Linked DNA regions of Mus musculus: region 2 is linked to region 1. The links are chromatin loops, found by intact Hi-C in ENCODE. Cell type or tissue: gastrocnemius. All regions are shown on one strand. Each heading gives the region's core, and the rest is flanking DNA. Links, peaks and the distances in the headings are about the cores only.

Region 1 (6,956 bases), core at 2,539-5,038:
TAGTGGTCTGCATGAATGACCCTTTCACAGGGGCCAAGCAAGCCCATCGGAAAACACAGGAATGGTAAGACCTTTTGCATCTAATTCCAAAAGATTAAAAAAAAAAAAAAAAAAAAAAAAAAAGACAAAAAGACAAAAATCATGGGATGCAGCACTCGGGAGGCAGAGGCAAGTGGATTTCTGAGTTCGAGGCCAGCCTGGTCTACAGAGTGAGTTCCAGGACAGCCAGGGCAATACAGAGAAACCCTGTCTCGAAAAAAAAAAAAAAAAAAAACCCAAAAAAACCAACAACAACAAAAAAAATCATGGGCTGGAGAGATGGATAAGAGCTGTTAAGAGCACTTCCTGTTCTTCCACAGGACCTGAATTCAGGTCCTAGCGCCCACTGTAGGTGGTTCACAACTGACTTTTTAACTACAGTTCCAGGGCATTCAATGCCATCTTCTGTCCAAGGGCACCACCACACACTTGGAGGACACACACACAGACACACTACCCCACACATAAATAAATAATCTTAAGCCACACCCCTCAAAAAAAAAAAAAAAAAAAAGCAAACAAGAAACCAGCCAGGACTGGTAGCTCATTCTTTCAATACCAGTATGCAGAAGGCAGGAAGATCATTGAGGATTCTCACAGGGCCAGCCTTGTGTTCAGAAAGATATCTTGTTTAAAACAAACGAATAAATAGCAAATGATGGACATAACACAGTTTGATACTAAACTGGAAATGTATGAAATGGACGCTTGAACTCCTGATCTTTCTGCCTCTGTCCCTATATGTGTTTGGTTTGCTTTTTAAAGGATATTTGCTGAGTGAATGCAGTAGCAGGGAGGAGAAAAAAAGGGTAGCAGTAGGAACATCGAAGGAAGTCATTCAGGGACGAGATTCAAAGTCTTGGAGGAAGGTGATTGCAGAGGAAGGGTCTGGTTAAAAACACGTGTTGAAGTGAGAAAGACTGGCCGGAGGCAAGGGTATAAAGATGTTCAATATGTTCACTTTGTGGGACATTTTGAGATAGCAGTGAGTCTCTGGGGCTAGCTTTTGTTTTGTTTTTGTTTGTTTGTTTTTGGAGACAGCGTTTCTCTGTGCAACCAGCCCTGGCCGTCCTGGCCTCGCTTTATAGATCAGGCTGGTCTGGAACTCGGAGAGCTCCTCTGCCACTCCTGCCTCCGAGAGTAGTTTACCAGTAGACAGTTGGCTTTGCTTAATCCAGAGGACCAGGGATCTGGAGTGCGGAAGGCGGGTATTTGGCGAGGTCGGCGGCGCTTTCTCTGATCCTCGCTAAGTTACATCGGAGAGGCTAAACCGCATTTAAGATCCCGCGAAACAGAAAAAGCAGCTCCGGAAACCCGATGAGGCGGAGGACTCGGCTTTTCTGTTTCCCCGGTCCCCACCTACACCTTAAACGGCCGAGTTGTTCGTCACCTCTCTACGGAAAGCGAGAAGCCTCGGAGGGCGGTAAGGACCCAGCGAATGCGGCGATGTAGGCGTCCCAGGCCCCAGAAGCCCGCCAGCGGCAGCACTGAAAGCTTGCACAGTGAACTTCGGACTACAGGAGCCAGCCTGCACCGCCATCCATTTCTTCGGGTCACGCCCCGTCGTCACCACAGTGACGACACGGCGTCCCATGATGCCTCGCGTGCCGCTCTGCTATTGGTCCGGTCAGTCGTCTCCATTTTTCAAAATTGAGGCGCGGAATCGTTGCTGATTTCGGAGCAGAGGAGGAGGTTCGTCCTGTCCGGCTTTTGCGGGGCGGCGGCCACGGCCAAGAGGCCTGCGTGGACCTCGGGGACGCCGAGCTGCGAGTCTCGGTCCTCGTGGCCTTGGCAGCACCGGGTGAGGAGAGGCTGCTCCCGGTTCTCACTGTGTCTGAGTCTCCGCTAGGCCGGCAGGTTTTGGCTCGACCGTCATGGCGTCCCAGCCGAGTTCTTTGAAGAAGAAAGAGGAAAAGGGCAGGAACATCCAGGTGGTGGTGAGATGCAGGTAAGGAGAGGCTGGGACGAGTCCGGACGCGGAGGCTTAGCTTTTGGGCTAGCCGTTCCGGAGAGCGATTTGTTTACCTTTCTGAAGGACACCAAGTCATCGGTTTCTGGGGCTCCCCGTGTTTTGTTCGGTAAACATGCTACCACGTTTAGTTCTAAATTAGGGTTTGTCTCGGGGGGGGGGGGGATGTTGGTGTTGGTTAAAGTTAAGCTGCAGTCACAAAGAATTTGATGGTTGCTCTTCGCTGAAAAGTGCGTTCCCTTTTAAAAGCCAATGTCGCCGAAAATTTAGCTGTCATTGCTCTGTGCTACCCCGTCCGAGTTGTCAGTTTGGGAATAAAGCTTCCTACTTACTTTGCATGTAGTTTGGCGCTCACCTTGGGGTTATTTCCACTTCGGAAAGACTAATAGTTCTTTATTCTGTGTGTTTGGTCCAATAGATGAAAGTAGGTTTGCTTTTAAAAGGGAACGCACTTTTCAGCGAAGAGCAACCATCAAATTCACCTCTAATAACCAAGTAGACATTGCTGAATTTAAGCTAAGCTGTAAAATGAGTTTATGAAACTCACGAGCTAATGAAAGTACATGGCTAAGGTGCAGCATCTTTTCTCTTTCTCATTTTTCTTCTTCTTCTTTTTTTTTTTTTTGGTTTTTCGAGACAGGGTTTCTCTCTCCTTCTTTCTTTCTTTCTTTCTTTCTTTCTTTCTTTTATCTGCCTTTGTTCATTGACCAAAAGACAAAATTGAGAGGAGGGAGGGTGTGGGGTTCAGCTCTCCCCGACTGACATCCAAATAACTTACCCAGAGTTTTTAATTTTTTTGAATTTTTGTGATGTTACCGAGGTTGGTCTGGAACTATATGTTAGCGTACTTTACTGTCTCAGCCTCTCGGTCGTTTAGCTGGGATTGCTGGGTGACAAGTGTGTGCCACTGTGTCTGCCTTTTTTTTTTTTTTCCTGAGACTGGCCTCAAACTCCGACTAGCTCCCTGCCTTAGTTCTGAGTTCTGGAGTTATAAGCAATTCAAGTTTCAGCTACCAGACCCAAGTTTTTAAACTAGGTGACGTGTGTGTGTGTGTGTGTGTGTGTGTGTGTGTGTGTGTGTGTGTGAGCAACTCTAGGCTTGCCAAAGATACTTAATTGCTGAACTCTGGAGTTTTAGTTACTTAATTTGGAACTTTCATTTTAATCAACAGGAAAGCAGACACACTTAAGAATTTAGGAAAAAAAAAATTAGGCAGATTTAGGCAGGCAGTTGTGGGGCACACCTCTAATCCCAGCATGTTTTACAGATCGAGTTTCAAGACAACCAGGGCTACAAAGAGAAACTCTGCCTCAAAAAATTTTTATTTTTAATAATGGGTATATATTCAGGTGTTTGCACACATACGTGAGTGCTTGTGGAGAGCAGAAGAGAGCACCACCTCTAAGGCCAGAGTTACAGGTGGTTGTGAGTCACCCCCAGGTGTGGGGGCTAGAAACAGAACTCAAGGTCTCTAGAAGAACAAGAAGTGTTCTTACCCTAAGCTACCCAACAAATGCACTTTTTTTTACAATTTTTTTGCAGTATTATTATTATTAGTCAATATTGCCTTTTCTGTGTGCTATTATTTCCTTTGTTACTTACAAAGTGTTTGAGTCATAAAAAGTTACAAAGAACACTGACGGTGGGGGTGTGATGGTACAAGCCTTTAATCCCAGTATTTATCCCTCAAAGTAAGAAATAAAACATCTCATGTGTCCATACTGTCCTCCTACATTTCAAGGCTGGCCTTAAGAGAATTTTTTTTAAACATTTTTTTACCAGTGAAAACGTTTACACGTGTCTGTTATGTACAATAGTTTAGGCATAGGTTTTTCTTTTTCTTGTTTGGTTAGTCTTTTCTCTATTAAGTAGTGTTCCTGGCGCCAGTCTCATTAAGCTTTTTTTTTTTTTAAAGATTTATTATTTATTATATGTAAGTACACTGTAGCTGTCTTCAGACACTCAAGAAGAGGGAGTCAGATCTCGTTACGGATGGTTGTGAGGCACCATGTGGTTGCTGGGATTTGAACTCCGGACCTTCGGAAGAGCAGTCGGGTGCTCTTATCCACTGAGCCATCTCACCAGCCCCTCATTAAGCTTTAATAAGCAATAAATGAGGCTTTCTTAGGATGTTGTACGTTAGATCCTCATCGTCTTGTGTTTGGTGGCAGGGTCTCACTATGTAGCGTTCTGCCTCCCCTGCAACTCATCTGCACCCAGGCTTGAAGTCCTGCAGTCAGTGCTCCTGTGGCAGCCTCCTGAGCCTTAGAAGTGTGAGCCACCATGCCTGATTTTTGATGCTGTTGCCTGTGCCTTTGGTATCTGATCCAGGGAATCGTTGCTAAAGCCAAAGCTGCCAGGCTTTTTCTTCTTTGTTTCTCTAAGTTTTATGGTGTTACGTCTTAGGTGCAAGTTTTTGGTCCTCTTTATGTGATGTTAAGTGAGACATTCGGCTTCATTGTGTAGGATACCCAGTTTTCTGTCACCATGTTACAGAGATTACTGAATGGTTTGGCTCATTTGTCTAAAATCATTTGCCCATATAGGAGAGGGTTTATTTATGAGCACTCAATCCCACTGGTCTGTGTCTGTCTGTTCCAGTCTCGTTTATCGTATAGTTTTGACTGCTTACACCTTTAGAATAAATTTTAAAATCAAGAAGTGTGAGTTCTCCCTGTCTCAAAAAAAAAAAAAAAAAAAACCAAAACCAAAACAAAACAAAAAAAAAAGTGTGAGTCCTGAAGATGTGTTGTTTTTGTTTGTTTGTTTGTTTTTCATGACAGGGTTTCTCTGTATAGCCCTGGCTGTCCTGGAACTCACTCCGTAGACCAGGCTGGCCTCGAACTCAGAAATCTGCTTGCCTCTGCCTCCCAAGTGCTGGGATTAAAGGCATGTGCCACCACCGCCCAGCTGTCTATATGTTAATTTTAAATCTTATATGTGTGTATAATGTGTATGTCAGTGCCAGCATTCATGTGCTGCAGGGGGTGGTGTGTGTGTGTGTGTGTGTGTGTGTGTGTGTGTGTGTAGACCGGCAGAGAAATCTGGGGAGTCTGCTCATTTTAAATCGTGTCCTCAGACTTGACCCAGGGATTGCTTTTACCGCCTTACCCTGCTCACCTGCCCTAACCTGGATACTTTGTTGAGTTTATTATTTATTTTAAAGTTTTTAATGCAAGGATTTATTTTCGTTTATGTGTAATTACGTGCCTGTATGGATGAAGTCAGAAGAGCGCATGGGTCACTTAGAGCTAGAGTTGTGTATAATAGTATTTTGGTAGTGATGGTGGGGATTGCCACACTTCCTTTTGTTTCCAGTTATCTCTGGGTTTTTTTTACACCCACTTTATCCTGTTTAGCTTTTGACTAAAACACACAGAGACCTGGAATTTTTATTAAGAACCTGTTGGCGGGCTGGAGAGATGGCTCAGCGGCTAAGAGCACTGACTGCTATTCCAAAGGTCCTGAGTCAAATCCCAGCAATCATATGGTGCCTCACAACCATCTGTAATGGGATCTGATGCCCTCTTCTGGTGTGTCTGAAGACAGCCTCAGTGGACTCATATACATAAAATAAATAAAATCCTTTAAAAAAAAAAAAAAAGAACCTGTTGGCAATGTGCTTGGCAGGTTCTGAGCTATTCAGCCTGACTTGGCTGCTAACATCCAGATAAATGCCCCTTTTCTTGCCATCTGTATCTTGCTCTGGCTTGCTCTGCTCCACGTGTACTCTTGGCCAATCCTCTTGGTGTCCCACACGTTGGTCTCTCTACACCTTTCTTCTTTTCTTTTCTCCTTCTCCTCCTTTTCCTCCTCCTCCTCCTTTCCCTCCTCTTCTTCCTCCTCCTCCCCCCTCCCCTCTCTCCCTCCTCCCTCAATCTCTCCCTCCCTGGGATCCTATGCCTCACTTCTACTGTCTTCTCCTGCCCCACCATAGGCTGACTAGCTGTTTATTAACAAATCAGAGATGATGAAAAACAACTTTTACATAACATTGAGACCGGAAGTACTTGACTACGACCATCTGTACTGTAACCAGATGTCAGGGCACAAAAAATACAGTATGAAAGACCTCCCCAACAGTTGTGAACCACTAGACATGGGTATTGGGAAATGAACTTGGGTCCTTGGGAAGAGCAGTAAGCGCTATTGGCCTCTGACCTATCCTTAATGCCCCTACTTTTTTTTTTTTTAATTGTGTAGTGGGTTTGGCCTAATGCTGCTTGTATAATAATGTTAATTTGGGGTTCTGATTGGTAAATAAAGATGCCATCAGCCAATGGCTGGACAGGGCAGACAGAGGTGGGACTTTTAGGATTCCAGGGCTTTGGAATCCCAGGGAGAGGAGGAGAGACAAAGAGTGGAGGACAGGGAGGTATAGTCAGTGGGAGTCCAGGGCAGCCAAGGTCCAATATAGAACTTAGTAAGTACTAACTCGGGATTATCGGCCGGAGGTGAGGAAGTGGCCCAACTGTTGCGCTGGTTATGGCTTATCAAATATGTGTTTTTAATTCAGGAACATAAAACATGGGGGCGGGTAGCAGGAACCAGCCGCCGGTATTTATGTATAAAAATTATTGCCAGTTTCTATTGTCTGCCTGGGAAACTTTTTTGCCAAAATACCTACATCCGACTCCTTCACATTTTAGATTCTGCTTAAATGTCACCTCATCAGGAAGCATTTCATAGCCACACCAAAATAGTACACTTACCTGTCTTATTACTTCCTATGCCCTTTTATTTTGCTTTATTTTTCACTTCTAATTTACTAGAACCTAATGTTATTTATTTGGTAATTTCTCTTCCAAGTATGTTCAAAGTTCCCTGAGAAGGATTTAGTGATGCTTTTATTTTTTTCTTTTGAGACAGGATTTGATGTACTCAGGTGGCCTTATTCTTGAGTAATTTATTTTTCTGCCTCCACTTCTGAGTTCCAGGGTTACTGGT
Region 2 (6,956 bases), core at 2,442-4,941, 470 kb before region 1:
AGTACACTGTAGCTGTCTTCAGACACACCAGAAGAGGGCATCAGATCTCATTACAGATGGTTGTGAGCCACTATGTGGTTGCTGGGAATTGAACTCAGGACCTCTGGAAGAGCAGTTGGTACCCTTAACCACTGAGTCACCTCTCTAGCCCCGGTAACTCGAGTTCTAAGGGATCTAACAGCTTTTTCTGGACTTCATGGGCACTGTGGGCACCAAAATGATGTGCTCAAAATCCACACATAGACACACAAACATATACACATAAATAAAACTAAATCTCAAGGGCTGGAGAGCTGACTCAGCAGTACTGAGCAGTACAGAGAACCATTACACGTAATTACAGTATTGATCAGTACACATCATTACAGATAATAACATAAAATTTAAGAACAAAATAAATCTTTAAAAAATAGAATGAAAGAAAGCAAGAGAGGGAGAGAGAATGAGATATAGAGAGAAGGAAAGAGAAAGAAAGAAAGAAAGAAAGAAAGAAAGAAAGAAAGAAAGAAAGAAAGAAAGAAAGAAAGAAAGAAAGAGGGAGGGAGGAAGGAAGGAAGGAAGGAAGAAAGAAAGAAAGAAAGAAAGAAAGAAGGAAAGAAAGAAAGAAAGAAAGAAAGAAAGAAAGAAAGAAAGGAAGGAAGAAAGGAGAGAGGGAGGGAGGGAGGGAGGGAGGAAGGAAGGAAGGAAGGAAGGAAGGAAGGAAGGAAGGAAGGAAGGAAGGAAGGAAGGAAGGAAATCAAGCCAGCCTCCATGAAGCCAATTCCACTTTGGCCACAAGGGGCGCACTTTCTCTGGTTGCGGGTCTGTATGACTGATGCTGAGTCAAAGCTGTGATTGGCTTCCTCCTCTGAGCAAGCTAATTAGATGGCTGGAGATACTCTTTTGGGCCACCTCGTTGGTGCTTGAGATATCAAGCCCACTCACGTGGTGGTCTTTTCTTGACCCCTGAAAAAGCCTCAGAGACAGTTCCTTGCCCTGAGTTCCCAAAGATCCCAATTGTCTTCTATTGTCAGTTTCCTAGCCAGGCTACCTAAAGTCATCTGCTCGACAGCGGACCCTGGTGGCTTCAGGCCAGCGCACTAGCTGTACCTGTGGGACTCAGTTCTCTCCTTCCATGGTGTGGATTGCAGCGGTGGAACTCAAGCTGTCAAACTTATAGGCAAGAGCTTTTACCTTCTCAAGCCATCTTGCCTACCCATAGGTTGCGGATCTTCACTAGGCTTTCTAGGAGCATAAAAATGCATCTGAGATGCTGATTGCATATCCACATATTGACTTTGATCACATGAACTACAGGATTAAAGAGAGGACGATCCGAAACATCCTCTGCTCCCTAGATTCTATTATTACCATTTTTCAGGGTGCTCCAGACTTTACATTTTGTTTTGCCCCCCCTCCCCTGCCCACGTTTTTTAATTGAGAGCATTCAGTGCTTCCAGTGGTTCTAGGAAGAGATTAAATTAGAGAAGTAAGGAAATTAGGTGCCTCTGCATTCTTCTTGGTATTTCACCCTGTAGCACTGCCTAGGAACACTTCCACGTCTCCACAGCGCATGACCAACCGCTAATTTTGACATCTCACCCTTCTAGGATCTCACCAAGTTCCCCACATCGTAACAATAGATGAGCAAGGCCCCTAGTCCTGTTTTGACTTCGAGAAGAATCATCATCATTGTAACCATTGTGCCCGAGAACAAAGGAACATATGGATCAAAGCTTTTGAGTTTTCAGTCCCATCACATGACCACCCAGCTCAAAGGCAGCTACTGTCCACTGAAGGACTGGTGGGATCCGCAGCTTCTGGGCTTTCAAAGGGAGTTCCTATGGTTACCTAGAGACAGCACCCTCGCTGCAACATCCGCATTGTTGGGGGCTGTGTTGCCAACATTCCTTCTGCGAGGCTGTATTTAGCCACTTCAAGCTGTAGCCCTTGGTGACAGCATCTTTCCTCTCACAGATCCTTTCGTCCCCCCTGCTCATCTATGTCCTTTTGGTTTCCCTTTCCAACCTGAGAATCAGCTTGCCTAATTGGATCCGAAAATCCTACTGGTGTTGAAATTGTTATAACATTTAAATGTATACACTGATCTTAAATGTTAATGTATCTTATGTAATAATGGCAATCTATAGGTTTTTATTTGAATCGTTAGTCTCTAGCCCCGACGTATTTCTTTTGTTTTTCATGTAGCTTTCCTATATAGTTCCTGTTAGATTCACGCTCCTTTTACCCTGTGCTGTGATTTATTTGTTTTATTTATTTATTTATTTATGTATTTATTTATGTATTTATTTATGTATTTATTTATTTGGTTTTCGAGACAGGGTTTCTCTGTATAGCCCTGGCTGTCCTGGAACTCACTCTGTAGACCAGGCTGGCCTCGAACTCAGAAATCCACCTGCCTCTGCCTCCTGAGTGCTGGGATTAAAGGCGTGCGCCACCACGCCCGGCGTGCTGTGATTTATTAACAGCCATTTCTATTACACTTCTTACTTTTTGCTGTCTCTATATGATGACCCCACCTTCCTTCCTTCCTTCCTTCCTTCCTTCCTTCCTTCCTCCCTCCCCCCCTTTTTCCTTCTTCCTTTCTTTCCCCTGTACAGTGCTGAGGATGAAGCGCAGAGTGTGCACGCGAAGCACTTGCTTGGTTTGCCTCTGAGCCACGGCCTCAGCATTGATGATTTTAGGATGATTGATTGAAGTAGGCTTCTTGTTGAGAGAGAGAGACAGAGACAGACACAGAGGCAGAGAGAGGAGAAGGAGGAGGGGTTTGGGATGCTTTTATGGCTGCTTTTATATTTTAAAAAGGGGAGAATTTTGAATGTGATGAGCCAAGAGGTCACAGGGGGGACAAAACTCCGAGTAAGTTCATCAAAGCCTTGCAGCTGGAAGCACTGGTCAAGAACTAAAGAGACCGTTCTTTGAAGTTATAAGAAAGCTGTGGGGCTGGGAGGTCAGCTGTGGTCCCCAAGGCTCTAAGGCCATTTATGAACTCACCTCTCCTTTCAAGTCTTCATGTTGAAGACTCCCCTCCACGACTTCTCCAACCCTTCCAACACCCCCATGCTCTCCATACCCCCCTCCCTACCCCCATCTCTGTGCTTTTACATCGGGGATGTGAGTGCTGGCCAGTTCTGCAACATCCCCTTCTCTCTCTCTCTCTCTCTCTCTCTCCCTCTCTCTCCCTCTCTCTCCCTCTCTCTCTGTCTCTCTCTCTCTCCCTCTCCCTCCCTCCCCCCCTCCCCTCCCCCTCCCTCCCCCTCCCCCTCTCTCCCCCTCCCCCCCCCTCTCCTCCTGTTTCTGGTGCTGGAGAGTAAAACCTGGTCTTTACACATTTCAAACATACACTCTACCACTGAGCCACACCCTGACCCTCATATTCATTCATTCATTCATTCATTCATTCATTCACTGTTCTAAACTGAGAAGAGTTGCCAATGATTGATTATCTTGTATAATCTTTTTCCGAGGGAGATCTCCCTTTTGATGTCTACATTGACATCCGAAAGAAAAGAAGCTTTAGCTATATACTTATCTACACGTGCAACGAGTCAGGCTCTGTGCCCTTCCTGAGCATCCCTCTTAAGTCTCTCCACGGCACTGTGGTGAAAGTACTGTTATGGCCATCTCTGTTTCACAAGCAGAAAGATGAGACTCGGAAAGGGGGGGAGTGAATTGCCCAAGGTTACCCAGCTGCAAGACCCCAATCTGAACCCACGTGTGTTGGTTTCTATTGCACACATTGCTACTTAGATTTACCTATAATATTTCATGGCAGCAGAAGGGAAAAATGCCAAAACCTCCTCTTGGCGACTCTGAAATACTCTTCCGTTCTTACATTTCTTTGTACGGCAGCTGTAGGAACTAGCCACTTCAATTGTGCACTGTGGTGGCTGGGTGACCGAGTGTGGGGTAGCTAGCTGACCCTGTTAGCCAGCTGCATCTTACCAGCAGCATCTTCACACTTCCCATAACCCCATACTTTGCTTGGGCCATTACAAGTGGCTGTACCTGTAGAGAAGCTAGAACGGCCATTCCTGTCTAACACGGCATCCTGAAATGAGCAATGTCTGTGCTATGCTATACTCCCCAAGGCACGGCTGAAGTTTTCTCAGGGCTCCAATGCTGAGCCCCCTCCTACTCAATTCTCCTTAGTCCTTCTGTCTGCCTCTGTTGTCCTCAGGGTACTGCATGTCTGTGCATGACTGAGGCTCAGTTTCTAGTGCATCCTTGCCTAAATTCCGAGGAAAGGCAAGCGGCATATTACTTAAGCATAGTAAAGTTGAAGTTACACAAATCATTGGCAAAAGGTTAGTCACTGATCGTGCCTGTGTACAAAGATGGCTATAAAATATCCCTGGCTTGGGGGTACTCATCCAGGAAAAAAGGGGGGCCGGATTTGAGTGGATAGCTGGTACTTTATCACAAGGAACAATGGAGAAACGAGAGGTATATTTCCCTCCCCCTCCCTTTGCTTCCTTTCCCACCCATCTTGTACAGACAAAACAGGTCCTTCATCACTTAAACAAACCCTAGCCAAAACAGCCCAGAGGTTGGTTTCTTTTCTTTCTTTTTTATTTAATTATTTTATTTTATGAGACAGGCTTTCCCTATGTAGCTCTGACTGTCCTGGAACTCACTACACAAACAAGGCTGGCCTTATATCCACCTGCCTCTGCCTTGCAAGTGCTGGGATCACAGGCATGCAGCCAATTAATCCAGAAGTGATTTCTAATATTTTTTTAAGTTTTATTTATTTTGTTTATATGAGCACACTGTAGCTGTCTTCAGACACACCAGAAGAAGGCATCAGATCCCAACAGATGTTTGTGAGGCACCATGTGGTTGCTGGGAATTGAACTCAGGACCTCTGGAAGAGCAAGTAGCCAGTGCTTTTAACCGCTGTCTTAGTCAGGGTTTCTATTCCTGCACAAACATCATGACCAAGAAGCAAATTGGGGAGGAAAGGGTTTATTCAGCTTACTCTTCCACATTGCTTTTCATCACTAAAGAAAGTCAGGACTGGAACTCAAACAGATCAGAAAGCAGGAGCTGATGCAGAGGCCATGGAGGGATGTTCTTTACTGGCTTGCTTCCCCTGGCTTGCTCAACTTGCTCTCTTATAGAACCAAGATTACCAGCCCAGAGATGGCCCCACCCACAAGGGACCTTTCCCCCTTGATCACTAATTGAGAAAATGCCTTACAGTTTGATCTCATGGAGGCATTTCCCCAACTGCTTCTTGGTCATGATGTTTTGTCCAGGAATAGAAACTCTGACTAAGACAACTGCTGAGGGGCTGGAGAGATGGCTCAGCGGTTAAGAGCACTGACTGCTCTTCTGAAGGTCCTGAGTTCAAATTCCAGCAACCACATGATGGCTCATAGCCATCCATAATGAGATCTGATGCCCTCCTTTGGTGTGTCTGAAGACAGCTACAGTGTACTTACATATAATAATAAATAAAATAATGAATAAAATCTTTAAAAAAAAAAAGACAACTGCTGAACCATCTCTGTAGCCCCCCCACCCCAGAATTGATTTCTCATCCTGAAACTGTGCAGTCTACACTGGGTGATAGAAAGCCTGACAATATCTGGTTTCTCTTCTACCTCTGCACTATTTTTTGCTAGTAGATGCCCTTTACATGATGTCTGGGCACTTCTTCAGCTACAAGCACACATTTTGTTATGTTCAGGTTCAATTTCATATATTCAATATTCAAATATATATAACTTTCCTTTAAGATTCACACGCTATGGGCTGGTGAGATGGCTCAGCAGGTAAGAGCACCCAACTGCTCTTCTGAAGGTCCGGAGTTCAAATCCCAGCAACCACATGGTGGCTCACAACCATCCGTAATGAGATCTGACTCCCTCTTCTGGAGTGTCTGAAGACAGCTACAGTATACTTACATATAATAATTAATAAATAAATCTTAAAAAAAAAAAGATTCACAGGCTATTTTGGAATCCTGGTTCACTTTTTAAAATGATTGGAGATTTTCTTACTACTGATGATTTCTAGCATAATTATTTTCTCATCAGAGAACAGATTTTGCATTATTGAAGCTGTTTAGGATGAGTTGCAGTTGGTCTTGTTCAGAATATGGTCTGTATCAATGACTACACTAGGTTGGTCTGTTGTTCCTAGCTCTCCATGTGTCAATCAAGCCTGTTTTATGATAGTTCAAGTCTTTTTCCCTGCCCTCTTTTTTTGTGAGGGGCAGGGGTGCTCACTATGCAGCACAGGCTAGCCCATACTTATAATTCTCCTGCATCCACCTCCTAAGTGCTAGGATTACAGACTTCTGCCTTTACAGTTGGCTAACTGCTCCTCTGTGGTAATCTTTTGGGGGACCCTGTTTAACCTTGAACTTTGTGCAGAATATCAAAATGGAAAGTTTAACCCAGAGTTGTTTTTTTTTTTTTTTGTCAACAGAATGTAAAAAATTAAAGCAGACCTTTCAGGTGATAATTATGTGTAGGCAATGAGATATGATAGAAGGTTAGCATTTTATGAACCTACTAATACTCTTGTACAAATTTGCATTCTGAGTTAAGAATGCAGGGCAGATTGTCAGCATACTGAGACACTATGCTTAGCCACTTCCCATGCCTGCTAAGTAAAATTATAAAGGACCAGTAACTTAAGGGATTTTTTTTTTTTTTTTGAGACAGAGTCTCACCAAGTAGCCTTGGATCGGCTAGAACTCACGGTATAAACCATGCCAGCCTTGAATTCGTAGCTCTCCTTCCGCCTACCTCTGCCTACCTCTGCCTTCTGAGTGCCGAGTAACTTTGAAAACAGAACTAGAACACGATGGTTGTGTGTCTTTGATAATTCCTCTTTCTCCCACAGACAGAGCTACCAGCACCTTCCTCATTGACCCTTTCTGATCTCAGCCCTGACAGTAAGGAAATGCTAGTGTACCCTGGCAACTTTCCCTCCACTCTGCC

What was found. Peaks named below come from ENCODE experiments on the same cell type or tissue, not always from the same donor. Only the 100,000 strongest peaks of a DNase experiment are listed, where the experiment ranks them.
Region 2: it touches region 1 in a loop (27-fold over the local background); 17 of 42 quality-filtered maps call a loop at or near these places.

What each region holds. Positions count from the first base shown.
Region 1 is chr19:37,374,681-37,381,636 of GRCm38, forward strand. Kif11 (kinesin family member 11) reads left to right here and starts at 1,702. Exons shown (of 22, transcript NM_010615.2): 1 at 1,702-1,987. The coding sequence starts at 1,914. In gastrocnemius, for the core only: no CTCF peak of the experiment used is centred there; no DNase peak of the experiment used is centred there; H3K4me3 peaks cover 27 bases.
Region 2 is chr19:36,909,046-36,916,001 of GRCm38, forward strand. No RefSeq gene overlaps it. Among named protein-coding and RNA genes, the nearest start is that of Fgfbp3, 7.1 kb to the right of the region's middle. In gastrocnemius, for the core only: no CTCF peak of the experiment used is centred there; no DNase peak of the experiment used is centred there.